2 separate regions of the Homo sapiens genome follow, and region 1 is linked to region 2. Evidence: chromatin loops called from intact Hi-C (ENCODE). Cell type or tissue: endothelial cell of umbilical vein. All regions are shown on one strand. Links, peaks and the distances in the headings refer to the core of each region. The heading gives the core; the rest is flanking DNA. Region 1 overlaps SGIP1 (SH3GL interacting endocytic adaptor 1). Region 2 overlaps SGIP1 (SH3GL interacting endocytic adaptor 1).

Region 1 (2,920 bases), core at 95-2,594, 110 kb before region 2:
AATACCATAAAAACAAATAAAATACTGTAAAAGCCTAATAAGCTAAAATAGAAAACTTATGCTGCAACTACAACATGAGCAGAATGATATAATGCACATCAATTAAACAACAGCCTGTGCTGTGCTAAGTGTAACCACAGCACGTAAGACTCACAGCTCTGAAATACCAATAGTTAAAACCAATACATCACCTCCATAAACAATTCATTTACTTTCTTGGCATTTAGGAAAGGGTTTTCTAGGGATCACTTGCATAGCTCAGGTCTGTAAAGAAAGCTTTTCAAGGAAGTTACAGCTTTTTCACTAGTTTTGTTTTGCAGGGGAAAACATTCAAAATCATGCCACTGTGGTTCAAATATTTTAAAAATACATTTTTCAAAGTTCAGAAGTTTTTAAAAAATTGTTGATAATGATGTTTTTCCTATCCTGTTTAATGAGGGAAATATCTTTGGAAAGGCTAGATCACACGGCTTTATAGCAATAATATTTCCAACAAACAACCTCTTGGCCTTTGATTATGAATCCCCGCGGTTAATTCTCATGATCACCTTTAGGCACCAAGGCGTAAGCTCTGGAGATGCTGAACTGGAAAAAGTATTGGTTGGTCTGTATGTGAGCCCAAAGGAGTAAAAACATCCTCTGCATCTCTCTCCTCCCCAAACACCTTTTTTTGAAAAGAGTGCTTTCCACAGGCATGCTTCAGAGGCAGTCTACTGAAAAGGGAATTCAATAAATCTTTAAGAAGGGTGGCTTTACCTGATGAACAATCCATTCAGTCCAAATAGCCCAACCCACCACCGGTGAACGGCTATCTGGATCTTCAGGACCTCCTTTCCCAGACGCCTGGGTCATGCTGGAAGAAGCCAGACTGATGGCAACTTTCACATACATTTACTCTGATCTACTATCTCAGCTTCTCTCTACCATATAGCCTCAGTTCTCTTGTTCCCCAATTGTCACTCTTTCCTATCAATGTGTCCTTTCTGTCCTGTGCAGCCTCAGTTGCTCTATAGGATGAGCAGAGACCGTATTAGACTTGTTCACCTCTGTGTTATATGATAGCCTAATGCCTGGAATGCAGTAGTTTCTTTAGCTCCCTTGCTTCTTATTCTTACTTACGTACAATGAATAAATGAATGAATAAGCATGTGGGATTTCAGAAAAGGCTATGATTCAAGGTTAATAATTTGCTTTATTATGTTATTTTCTTCCTGTCTTCATAACCTGCCCTGAGTTCTTTAACTTGAAAGCCTGTTAGAATAACATCTCTTCTTAATATTATTCAGTTCTAATGTTGCTTACATAGACTTTTTAAGAGTTGCCTAATTTCACTATGCAGACAGACACTAAAATGAGTCACTTATTTTTCCAGACAGAGCAGACACATAACTTACTTCCAGTGGGAAAAGGCCTTGTTAACTTTGGCGACTCCATGCTTGGATTAATTGGTTGGCCTGAACCCCATATCTCAGGCTGATCTAAAAGAACTGGAAACAAAAAAGAAGATTTCCCAGGGTGAGTTAAAAAAAATCCCCATACTTTAGAACTTAAAATTTCGATTTCAAGTTGAGCTTTACAAAATTATTTTCCTCTTGTCTCAGTACTAAAAAATTAACTTAGGAATGTGCTGCTCCTTATTCTTTTCAAGCAGAGAATAGAAATAGGAGTGTGGTGTGAGTGTGGGTGGGAGGAGTGTCTGTGTGTGTACATATAGCTACATAAAAACTTTCAGAGCAGAATCTGCATTTGCTTCCTGGGTGGTCACGTAAGGACATTCTGAGTATCAGTACATGTACTGGCTCTGTTTCAGGTACCCATTTGAAAATCCAGACATTAACCCCATGAACATTTGTTTTGCTGTAAGTTGGTTGATTTAAAGCCTCCTATAAATATGCTTCAAAACTGAAAACGCCTGCATTCTATGCAGTGGTTCCTATCCTTGAAGGGTCTTTACATAAACCTTTTACAGCATCATAAAAAGAAACTAAACTATCCTAAAAACACTTGGTGAATATGTTAAGAGAACCAGAAAAATGAGTGCTTAGGCACCGAACATAGGGCAATTAGGTTTTGGGCCTAAGGACACTGAATTTAACATTTCTTCTCTTTCTTTTTGCTTCCTGTTCTGATTATTAAAAATACCTATGATAATGCAAATAGTTAGTGCTTCTCAGTACCTATCCTGTGGCAGGGACTATGCAAGTACTGCTGTAATTCATTATGTTGTCTAGGACAGGCTGGGAAGTCAGTTGGATGTGGTTTGAATCTATCCTCTGCACTGACCGTAGGACCTTGGCAGGTTGCTTAACCTCTCTGCGCTGCCTTCCTTTAGTGTAAAGTGGAGATAATAAAAGCAACCTTAGAGAGTTATGAAGAGGATTAACAGAGGAAAGATATATGAATAGAGTATATATAAAATGTCTATAAAACACGTATCACAAGGCCAGTAGCTGTTACTGTCTATTTGAATACTCTTACCACCACTATGTGGTTGATACCAGTTCCACTTATGGGAGAGGAAAATAGTGATAGGAGTGGTTTAATGAGGTGTCCACGGTAAAAGCAGAAGAGCTAAGATCTGATGTAGCAGACTTTTAACTCTAAAATACATATTTTTTCCCCAGACCATTTCAACTAGTGATAGAAAGATCTTTCTAGGCCAGGCATGGTGGCTCACAGCTGTAATTCCAGCACTTTGGGAGGCTGAGGTGGGAGGATTACATGAGTCCAGGAGTTCGAGACCAGCTGGGCAACATGGTGAAACCCAGTCTCTACAAAAAATACAAAAATTAGTCAGGTGGGGTGGCATGTGCCTGTGATCCCAGCTACTCTGGGGGCTGAGGTGGGAGGATCGCTGTGGGAGGTCGAGGCTGCAGTGAGCTAAGAACTTGCCACTGTATTCCAGCCTGGGTGACAGAGT
Region 2 (2,920 bases), core at 121-2,620:
AATTTACACTACACTTGATTTCAGTATTTCCTGCTTTCTACTTTCTTCTAGAAATATAACATAGTAGCATTAATAATGTTTTTCTTGAAAACCTACACTTTATATTCTACAAGAGCGAAGGCAATTCTTAGTGTACTCACCACCCAGTGCCAACACAGAGTCTAGCACAGGGAGGTGAACAAAAGTGTGTTGAATAAATGTGTAAGCAAATGATTTATTTAACTTAGAGGAGCGAGAGTCTTCTAGCTTTTGGATTCCACCGTGACCAGCTTTTTCTGGAAATCTAAGCCCAAATTTCAGAAAGTCTTTTCCAATACAACCTCCAATTTTAGAAATCTCTCTCTCTTCAGAGGTACTTTCTGCTCATACCTCTCTCACTTGGAATTTTTTTACTGCCTCATCGTTTTCATGTATAGCTCTATTGTCCCCAATTAATCTGTAAGTTTCTTGATGCCAGAAACCTTGGTTTATCCTTTTTATGCCCCTTACCCCTTAATACAACTCTAACATAATTAAGTTTGAATTTCTACTCATTTCTGATAATGATGACAGTTTTTGTAAAGACATCCCAAGAGTAACATGGTAAGATGTTTCAAACATAAAATAAATGAAAATCAGGCCATCAAAAATAAGAGCCCATATAAATGAAAGAAAAGGGATAAATTATTTCAGAATTAGTTAGAGTATTATACCTGGGCAATAAATTTGGTTACAAGTTTTCTAGCACTAAACTGAAAAGGGAGACACCCAAATTACATGTCAGATGACAATGCATTAGCAGAAACGTTTTTCCCCAGACATGGAACTCAAGTAGAAATTTACTGGGGGAATCACTGTAGCACAAAGCAAACTGGCAGTGGAGTCAGGGGGTCCTGGTTTTACATCTACTGTCTGCCCCCTTCCAGATTGTATGACTTCGGGCCAGGCACTTAAGCTCTCCAGACCTCAGTTTTTCTTCATTTGGAAAATGAGGACTGATCATTATAAGCCCCACAGGGTTATTGTAAGAAGTGTTACTATTACGCTAGTTACATAACAAAAATACTCACTAGTACTATTGCAAGCTTACTGTACCCCAGACATGAAGTTGAGGACTCTAGGTGTAAAATCTCATTTCCCTGTAAATTCCTCCTTGGGAAGGAGGGGACTGAAGTAACTACCCTAAAAGCCCACAGATAGTAGATTGTGTGATTCTTGGTGACCACTAGATCAAAGTTAGTTTCTTTACCTTTGTGTGGACTGGTGAACACCTCCTACCATTACATTTTTACAAAAAGAATAACTGATGCAGCATGATTTCCTGCTTGTATTGTCTGCTCACGACTGCAGGGCATCTTTGGGCTGTATGTGGACCAGTGTAAAGAGGAAATGGCAGATGACACAGACATCCTAACTATCTCAAGAATCACATGAAATATATGTATTTCCACGCCTGCTTTGCTTGTGTACATTTGTTTATATTGGTCAGGTCAAACCACAGCTTCCTCTGACTCAATGTCACTGAATTTTCCCTGGTTACTGGATACAGTAACATATTGCCTAACTTCATCCGGTCACTCTCTGCTTCCAAGGAGATCTTAGTTCCAGATGAGGCATAAGTCATGACAGCATTTTACCATGTTAGTGAATTATAGAAGAGTCAATGGACTGAGCCTGAGGAGACCTGAGTTCAAGTCCAGGTATGCCACTCCTTAGCCATGGGACATAGGGAAGGTCATTCTGAAATCACCATTGATAGAGTGAGTCAGCTGAACTAGTTTAGTCGTTTCCAAATTGCTTCTTTAGAGATCTGTCTCAGAGACTATTACAGCAGGGTAAGGGGAAGATTAAGATGTTTTCAACTCCTAACTTCAATCTAAGCCGCTCCAATTTTATCAGTTTTTGTTTATTGAATGTTGACTTTAATTTGGTTTAAGAAAGGGCTTCTGACCTGTTGAACTATATGATTGCTTACAGTCTGGGTTTAACAATCTCTGGACACACATCTATTCATGGCAGGACTGGCTGCCCTAGATAGGACCTCTGCGTTACAATTTGCCCCTAACAGTAAGGGATAGTAGCTTTCTAAGAGTTAAGGAAGAGACATTCATCTTTCTCTTTGCTAGCTTCTGAAAATAAGTCAAGTATTTCAAATGATATTCTTTCTCTTCAACTACCACAGGAAGACATTGGTTAGAAGGGAGATCAGATGAACTGGGAAATTATTTACTGCTTCCAGCAAATTACTTGGGTGGAGGGGGGTGGGGGAACAAACTCTTTCTCCCCTTTAGCACTGCTGGGAGGAAGTAAACAAAACATTCCATCCGATGTGATTCAGAATTTCCCAGCTGCTAAGCCAATCAGCCTGCTGGAGAACTCTAAATCACTAGCACTTTCCCAAAACATCATCAAAGCACAGTCTTCCCTTGTGAAGAGATAGGAGCCGAGTGGATGGAGAGCCAGGGTCACAGTCAGGAGATCTGGTAGTTGTCTTTCTTCCCCTTCACCTTGGTGGAATCGGGCAAGTCACTCTCTTCTCTTGTCTTGGTGACCAAATCTGTTAAAGGAAGGCTCTGGACTAGATTTGTGTCTTGAAAGTTTCTTCTTGCTGCAACATGGCATGTTCCTCCAAATAACCCGGGAGTCAGACAGAGGGACAGCTCCAAATCCTCTGGCCTTATGTAACACTTTGCAGTATTAAAGTAGAAGTACCTCCCGTGCCGGCCCTGAGACACACTGACCCTCCCCTATTATCCCAAGGTTTACTGGGTGGGTTGTATCCCTCTTAGGCATCTCTTGTTCAGATTGTGTATTTATACCAAATTCTTGATGTTGTGGTTTTCCTCTTGTAGCTGATTTTTTTTTCTCTTTCTACTTCATACTAATGTTTCCAATAATTCAGGGCAATGCTCTTGCCTCCCTGTTTTTTTCTTCAATTTCT

What was found. Hi-C counts contacts between places; a loop is a spot of excess contacts. Peaks named below come from ENCODE experiments on the same cell type or tissue, not always from the same donor. Only the 100,000 strongest peaks of a DNase experiment are listed, where the experiment ranks them.
Region 1: a loop joins it to region 2, with 6 times the contacts of the local background. A loop is called at or near these places in 2 of 110 quality-filtered maps.

Annotation. Positions count from the first base shown.
Region 1 is chr1:66,675,571-66,678,490 of GRCh38, reverse strand. It overlaps SGIP1 (SH3GL interacting endocytic adaptor 1), which reads right to left. Exons shown (of 25, transcript NM_032291.4): 13 at 1,395-1,487. Among named protein-coding and RNA genes, the nearest start is that of MIR3117, 49 kb to the right of the region's middle. In endothelial cell of umbilical vein, for the core only: no CTCF peak of the experiment used is centred there; a DNase peak (open chromatin) is centred at 1,390; H3K27ac peaks cover 1,816 bases.
Region 2 is chr1:66,563,024-66,565,943 of GRCh38, reverse strand. The region is part of intron 1 of SGIP1 (SH3GL interacting endocytic adaptor 1); the gene reads right to left. Among named protein-coding and RNA genes, the nearest start is that of SGIP1, 30 kb to the right of the region's middle. In endothelial cell of umbilical vein, for the core only: no CTCF peak of the experiment used is centred there; DNase peaks (open chromatin) are centred at 1,503 and 2,313; H3K27ac peaks cover 2,139 bases.